Regions from separate parts of the Homo sapiens genome. Here region 2 is linked to region 1. A link is a loop called in an ENCODE intact Hi-C map of the cell type or tissue named here. Cell type or tissue: endothelial cell of umbilical vein. All regions are shown on one strand.

Region 1 (4,000 bases):
GCTCAAACTAGGTTTTTTTAAAAAATATTTTTAAACTTTAGTTTCTACTCAGTGACATTAGTTCTGTGCTATGAGGTCACTGAAAAGAAGTGCATCTTTTTCCTCGTAACAATCTTAAATATGTGCGGGTTCTGGCCGAGCGCGGTGGCTCACGCCTGTAATCCCAGCACTTTGGGAGGCCGAGGCGAGTGGATCACGAGGTCAGGAGATCGAGACCATCCTGGCTAACACGGTGAAACCCTGTCTCTACTAAAAATACAAAAAATTAGCCAGGTGTGGTGCCGGGCGCCTGTAGTCCCAGCTACACTGGAGGCTGAGGCAGGAGAATGGCGTGAACCTGGGAGGCAGAGCTTGCAGTGAGCCGGGATGGCACCACTGCACTCCAGTCTGGGCGACAGAGTGAGACTCCATCTCAAAAAACAAACAAACAAACAAACAAACAAACAAAAAAAAGCGTGGGTTCTTTTTCAATCTAATTAACATTTTATTTTATTGAACGCTTTATTTTCCTCCACCACTCTGCTCTAAATTTTATCAATTTTCAGTTTAGATCTGTTAAACGACACATCTTTCAAAAACATTGAAAGTACTTAACTTGTCTAAGCCTCAGTTTCATCATCTGCAAGATAGAGATACCTACATCTCATAAGGCTACTGAAGATTTAGGACAGGCACAGGTGCTCACACCTGTAATCCCAGCACTCTGGGAAGCCGAGGTGGGTGGATCAGGAGGTCAGGAGTTTGAGACCAGCCTGGCCAACATGGTGAAACTGGTCTTTACTTAAAATACAAAAATTAGCCGGGCGTGGTGGCACGTGCATGTAATCCCAGCTACTCAGAAGGCTGAGGCAGGGAGGCAGGAGAATCGTTTGAACCAGGGAGCTGGAGGTTGCAGTGAGCCGAGATCAAGCCACTGCACTCTAGCCTGGCGACAGAGCGGGACTCCATCTCAAAAAAAAAAAGTTTAGTGACTTCTCTCAAAGTGTTTTAGCATAATGCATATGCTATTTTTTATGATTCGTAAATGTTAGATTTTTTTTTTGCTGCCAGAGATAGTATTTTCAGTGTGCCAACCACAGGGAGATTCTAGGGGGGAAAAAAATACTAACACAATGGAAGAAACTGGCTTTAATCCAACCAATAACAGTTTCTTCTAACCTTATCCTTCAGTGTACACAAAGCACTTTTTATTTAAATAACTCACCATTCCCTATTTAACAAGAAAGAGACAATAGAAGATTTAATGTGTACTACAGAGTAGAAGAAAAATGGGTTGTAAAAAATGAAAAAGTCTAACCTCAAAAACAAAGCAAAACCCTATAACACACCTTTCCTTTGTGTTTGGGACTTGTCTGGCCCACGAGTGAAGCATGATAAATGAGACCATACTTAGGGGTATCCCGTCTAGATTTGAGGGCTCTGAAAAGTGCCTTTTCAGCTCCAAGAATCTGAACGGTAGAAGCTGCATGCTTGGCCAAATTTAAAAGAGAACCTACAAAAGAAAAAAGTTACAAAGAATGCACCTCCAAATATATGAATGTTCCACGTACTGAAACAAAAGACCTATAGAATTATTACAGCCACCATAATAAATAAAAATCACATATAATATAGAATTCTATAATCCAGAATTCCCTAAAAATCTTGATGTTTCATTTGTAATTCCTTCATTAGCACAAGCAGGTTTGCAATGAATGCCTAGGACAAACTGAAGGCTAAGCTTATTAAGTTCAATGTTTCTATTCACCTGAGAGATGGCAGTACTATTCTAAATTCCATTAGTATACTACAGGAGTGACATAAATGTCACACACACGAACACTAATCTGGTCCCTGCTTTCTGAGATTGTATCAAATATTCTATTGCTTTAGATATGAAAAAGCCTACAAATAAACACATTTATTAGGAAGAGATATTCCTACAAGTATCTATTAATAGTCCCCTACCTGTGCTTTCACTTTGTGTGGTAAATTACCTGTGGTTAACTGCAGTCTGAAAATATTAAAAAGGAAATTCCAGAAATAAATAGTTCCTAAGTTTTAAATCTCTTGCTATCCCACTCAGCTCCCCCCAGGACATGAATCATCTCTATCTACCCATTAGTCACTTTCGTAGCCCTCTCCGTTGTGCAGTACTGCAGTGCTTATATTCAAGTAACCAATGCACAAAAATAGTTATGCTTGCATTTTTTTTTTTTTTTGAGATAGAGTTTCGCTCTGTTGCGCAGGCTGGAGTGCAGTGGCGCGATCTTGGCTCACTGCATCCTCCGCCTCCCGGGTTTAAGCAATTCTCTGCCTCAGCCTCCGAGTAGCTGGGATTACAGGCACCCACCACTACACCCAGCTAATTTTTTTTTGTATTTTTAGTAGAGATGGGGTTTCACCATCTTGGCCAGGCTGATCTTGAACTCCTGACCTCGTGATCCACCCTCCTCAGCTTCCCAAAGTGCTGGGATTACAGGCGTAAGCCACCACACCCGGCCCTGCTGGCATAGTGTTATAACTGTTATATTATGACTGTTGTTGATATCCTACTGTACCTAATTTATAAGCTAAGCTTTATTATAGATATGTATGTTTAGGAAAAAACAGCATATACAGTATAGGATTCAGTACTATCCTCTGTTTCAAACATTCTTGGAGGGGGGAGCTTAGAATACATCTCCATAAATAGCTGGGGACTATTGTTATCAACATGCTGCTTAGTTGGATATGCTGTATAGAATATTTCCTGTCAGAAAACAGACTCTATTAATACTATGAACTTAAGCACTAGACATAGTTTTAAAAGTGTAACAAATACATAGTTCTTTTTTTTTTTTTTTTTTTGAGATGGAGTTTCACTCTTGTCACCCAGGCAAGCAATGTCACCACTGCTGTGTGCAATGTCACAATCTTGGCTCACTGCAACCTCCACCTCCCGGGTTCAAGCAATTCTCCTGCCTCAGCATCCCGAGTAGCTGGGATTACAGGCTCATGCCACCAAGGTTGGGTAATTTTTGTGTTGTTAATAGAGATGGGGTTTTATTTACCATGTTGGCCAGGCTGGTCTCGAACTCCTGACCTCAGGTGACCCACCCACCTCAGCTTCTCAAAGTGCTGGGATTACAGGCGTGAGCCACCACGCCTGGCCAACAAATACATACTTCTATTAACCCCTGCCATTGCTTACTGCTACAAGTTTAGCTATACCTATGAAAATGGGTAGAGACAATGAAATCATCTGATCTTATAGCTGAGGGCATTTGAATGAAACCTTTGATTAATGATGCAGCTAAAGGAGTTACGCCAGGCCGGGCGCAGTGGCTCACGCCTGTAATCCCAACACTTTGGGAGGCTGAGGTGCGCAGATCACCTGAGGTCAGGAGTTTGAGACCAGCCTGGCCAACATGGCAAAAACCCTGTCTCAACTAAAAATATAAAAATTAGCCAGGCATGGTGGCAGCACATGCCTGTAATCCCAGCAACTTGGGAGCCTGAGGCAGGAGAATTGCTTGAACCTGGGAGGCAGAGGTTGCAGTGAGCCACTGCACTCCAGCCAGTGCAACAGAGTGAAACTCTGTCTCAAACAAAAAAAAAGGAGTTATGCCATTTTAAACACTCTGATGCAGATGATATAATCTTTTTTGATGAATTATAACAATGTCTCCAAGTAACATAAAAATGATGAATCAGTACTTCATTGTATTTGTAGGTATTCAATTACATAGCATTTTAATTATAGCATATCATCCTTATAATACTGCCATACACATATACAAAGTTTTATTATAAATCAGTTGTTGAAAATATTTTTGAAAGTCAAATATATTACATCCTCACACTCAATAGTGAAACTAAGGTAATCAATCAAGGGCACAAATCCTCTACAGTGATTTCTTTTTTTTTTCTTTCTCTACAGTGATTTCTTAAAACTGTATTCAAATCTAGGTCTAGTGAGTTTTTATTATGAAAATGTTAACTGTTTTATCCTCCTGCATTCATCCGATTGTTCTAATTA
Region 2 (4,000 bases), 170 kb before region 1:
AAATACAAAATTAGCCGGGCGTGGTGGCACATGCCTGATCCCAGCTACTAGGGAGGCTGAGGCAGGAGAATCGCTTGAACCTGGGAGGCAGAGGTTGTGGTGAGCCGAGATCGTGCCATTGCACTCCAGCCTCGGCAACAAGAGCGAAACTCCATCTCAAAAAAACAAAACAAAACAAAACCAAAAAATAAACAAAAACCAAAAAAAAAGCTACACTCAGAGAACATTCACTCCCTTCCATATTCTTTCTGTCTCATTCCTTGGATCCCTTATAAATAACCAAGTTCATTATTTTCTATTTATTCTTTGTTTCTTTTTTTAAAGGTAAGTCAATAATAGATAGGCTTTTTTATTTTCCTTCCAGTCCTATACAAGACAGCCTACTATATGTACTTTTTGCATCTAATATTACCGGTGAAAATCACTCTGTGCTAGTTCATAGAGATCTTATTTTTTTCTTATAGCTGTATAGTTGGTACTCCATTACATGTATGTACCATAGTATATTTCAACTAATCTCCTATTCTTGGACATTTACTTCCTAATATTGTGCAGTTACAAATAACACTGCAGTAAACAACTCAATGTCTATGTATATTCGTACTATTGAAGATGTATCTTCCAGATAAATTCCAAGAAATATGAAAGCTAGGTGAAAGAGTAAGCACACATGTAGTTGTCTTAACCAAATTTCCCTCCATACAGGTTGTAAAGTACTACATTTTATTTTATTTTGAGACAGAGTCTCGCTGTGTCACCTAGGTTAGAGGGCAGTGGCACAATAGCTGCAGCTTCAACTTCCTAGGCTCAAGCAAATCTCCAACCTCAGCCTCCCAAATAGCTGAACTACACATGCGCACCACCACGCCTGGCTAATTTATTTATTGTTTTGGTAGAGATGGGATCTCACTATGTTGCCCAGGCTGGTCTTCAGTTCCTGGGCTCAAGTGCTCCTCCTGCTCTGGCCTCCTAAAGTGCTGAAATTACAGGCATGAGCCACTGTGCCTGGCCAGTACTATATTTTACCAAAGTTATTTAGTAATATATTGATGCCTTGGAAGTCCTGGTGCATCGCTTTCGGATTTCAGGTGTTTGCCAGATGTAATCTTATGATGCTGGAACTCTACCTCTCACTCCCAACAACTTTGAATTTTTTTTTTCTTTTAGGTTCACTCTTGTTGCCCAGGCTGGAGTGCAATGGTGCAATCTTGGCTCACTGCAACCTCTGCCTCCCGGGTTCAATCAATTCTCCTGTCTCAGCCTCCTGAGTAGCGGGATTACAGGCGCCTACCACTACGCCCGGCTAATTTTTTACTTTTGGCAGAGACGGGATTTCACCAGGCTGGTCTCAAACTCTGACCTCAGGTGATCCATCCACCTCGGCCTCCCAAAGTGCTGGCATTACAGGCATGAGCCATCACGCCTGGCTTCAACCTTGAATGTTTTTTAAGTTTTTTTATATTTTGCAAATCTTTGGAGAAAGGAAATACAAAGAAAAGTTGGTTACTTTACTTACTGAGTGGTGTTGTGTCAGGAGGTGGAAAATTCTCAGTAAAGTTGACATTACATAAATCTGTGCTACAACAGCAGAAACGGTATGTTCCATTCTGAATTGAGGGAGGAGTGGTAGTTACTACACATTCTTCATAGTGACACTCTTGGGGATCTCCAATGTGAGACCAACATCCTATAAATCAATATGAATACAAAAAAGGAGACAATATGATAAAGAAAACTAAGAGAAAAACAACAAACTAAGCAGTAATTTCAATAAATGTGAGAGTACGTGTAAGCTATGAAACAGTTTTGCAAATCAACAGGAAACATATTTTTAAGAAACAGAAAAATGGTAAAGGATACCAAAGACATTTCATGGGGGGGAAAAGGCCACCAAAAAAGGTTTAACTGCATGATTAATCTAAGAATTATTTATTTATTTATTGAGGCGGAGTTTCACTCTTGTTGCCCAGGCTAGAGTGCAATGGCACGATCTCAGCTCACTGCAATCTCCACCTCCCGGGTTCAAGCGATTCTCCTACCTTAGCCTCCCGAGTAGCTGGGATTACAGGCATGTGCCACCACCATGCCCGGCTAATTTTGTATTTTTAGTAGAGATGGGGTTTCTCCATGTTGGTCAGGCCGGTCTCAAACTCCTGAGCTCAGGTGATCTGCCTGCCTCGGCCTCCCAAAGTGCTGGGATTACAGGTGTGAGCCACTGCACCCAGCTAATCGAAGAATTATTAAAGCAAGAGTAAGGTTTCATTTTTGTCTATACCAAATATATTGTTTTAGGTTTAAAAAATAATATGGCTGGGCACGGTGGCTCACGCCTAGAATCCCAGCACGTTGGGAAGCCAAAGCAGGAGGATCACTTGAGCCCAGGAATTTGAGACCTGCCTGGGCAACGCAGCCATACCACATCTCTACAAACACTTAAAAATTAGCTGGGAATGGTGGTGCCTAGTTGTGGTCCTACTGACTTGGGGGGATTGCTTGAGCCCAGGAGGTCAAGGTTGCAGTGAGCCATGAATGTGCCACTGCACTCTATCCTGAGCGACAGAGTGACATTCTGTCTCAAAAATACAATAACAAATAAATAAATAATATATATCAGAAAAATGGCTGGGCACGGTGGCTCACACGTGTAATCCCAGCACTTTGGGAGGCCGAAGTGGGCGGATCATGAGGGTCAGGAGATCGAGACCACCCTGGCCAACATGGCAAAACTCTATCTCCACTAAGAATACAAAAATTAGCTGGGCGTGGTGGTGCGCACCTGTAGTCCCAGCTACTTGGCAGGCTGAGGCAGGAGAATCGCTTGAACCCGGGAGGCGGAGGTTGCAGTGAGCCGAGATCCCACCATTGCACTCCAGCCTGGGTAACAGAGCGAGACTCCATCTCAAAAAATAAAAATAAAAAAAGAAAAATGATTCAGTAACACAGACACGTTCATACAGTGTTGGAGAGAATATAAATGAACAGTACTTTTAGAAAGCCACATGGAAATTTTTATACAGTCTTTAAAATATTGATATATCTTATAACCTAATAATTCTACATCAAGGGATCTATTTCAAGAAACAATCACATACAATCAAAAAATTATGTTTAAAGTTGTTCACTGAACAACTGTGTTTCACTATGCATTACAGTGAAAACATGAAAATAACATAATGTCTACCAATAGAATAATCTGTAAGTAAACTATGATACATATATACAATGATATGTTGTGCAAAAGTTAAAAAGGTTTTCAGAGATTCTTTAAAGACATGGAAAAATGCTTATAATTAAGGTGGAGAAAACTGGATATGAAATTGTTTATACAGTATGTTCCTAATTTTTTTTTTTTTGAGACGGAGTCTCGCTCTGTCGCCCAGGCTGGAGTGCAGTGGTGCGATCTCGGCTCACTGCAAGCTCCGCCTCCCAGCTTCATGCCATTCTCCTGCCTCAGCCTGTAGCTGGGACTACAGGCGCCCGCCACCACGCCCGGCTAATTTTCTGTATTTTTAGTAGAGACGGGGTTTCACTGTGTTAGCCAGGCTGGTCTCCACCTCCTGACCTAGTGATCCACCCGCCTCGGCCTCCCAAAGTGCTGGGATTACAGGCGTGAGCCACCACGCCCGGCCAGTAAAAATATTTTTAAAGAGTATATTATTGTAGACTTTTGTTTTCTTTGTAGTTCTCTATATATTCCAAAATTCATAGAACGGGCATGTATAACATTATAAGAAAGATGTTTTAAAAATAATCTAAAAATAAATAGCCTTTTATAAATTTGGGGCTTGTGGAGATATACACACACTTTTTTTTTCTTTGAGATGGAGTCTTGCTCTGTTGCCCAGACTGGAGTGCACTGGTGACATCTCAGCTCACTACAACCTCTGCCTTCCAGGTTCAGTGATTCTCCTGCCTCAGCCTACTGAGTAGCTGGGACCACAGGCGCACACCACCATACCCGACTAATTTTTGTATTTTTAGTAGAGACGGGGTTTCACCA

Evidence for each region. Peaks named below come from ENCODE experiments on the same cell type or tissue, not always from the same donor. Only the 100,000 strongest peaks of a DNase experiment are listed, where the experiment ranks them.
Region 2: a loop joins it to region 1, with 2.9 times the contacts of the local background. A loop is called at or near these places in 1 of 110 quality-filtered maps.

The regions. Positions count from the first base shown.
Region 1 is chr2:202,293,166-202,297,165 of GRCh38, reverse strand. NOP58 (NOP58 ribonucleoprotein) reads right to left here. Exons shown (of 15, transcript NM_015934.5): 10 at 1,329-1,492. Among named protein-coding and RNA genes, the nearest start is that of SNORD11, 2.1 kb to the right of the region's middle. In endothelial cell of umbilical vein, no CTCF peak of the experiment used is centred here; a DNase peak (open chromatin) is centred at 2,115; H3K27ac peaks cover 1,318 bases.
Region 2 is chr2:202,465,206-202,469,205 of GRCh38, reverse strand. BMPR2 (bone morphogenetic protein receptor type 2) reads right to left here. Exons shown (of 13, transcript NM_001204.7): 3 at 1,517-1,687. Among named protein-coding and RNA genes, the nearest start is that of BMPR2, 91 kb to the right of the region's middle. In endothelial cell of umbilical vein, no CTCF peak of the experiment used is centred here; no DNase peak of the experiment used is centred here.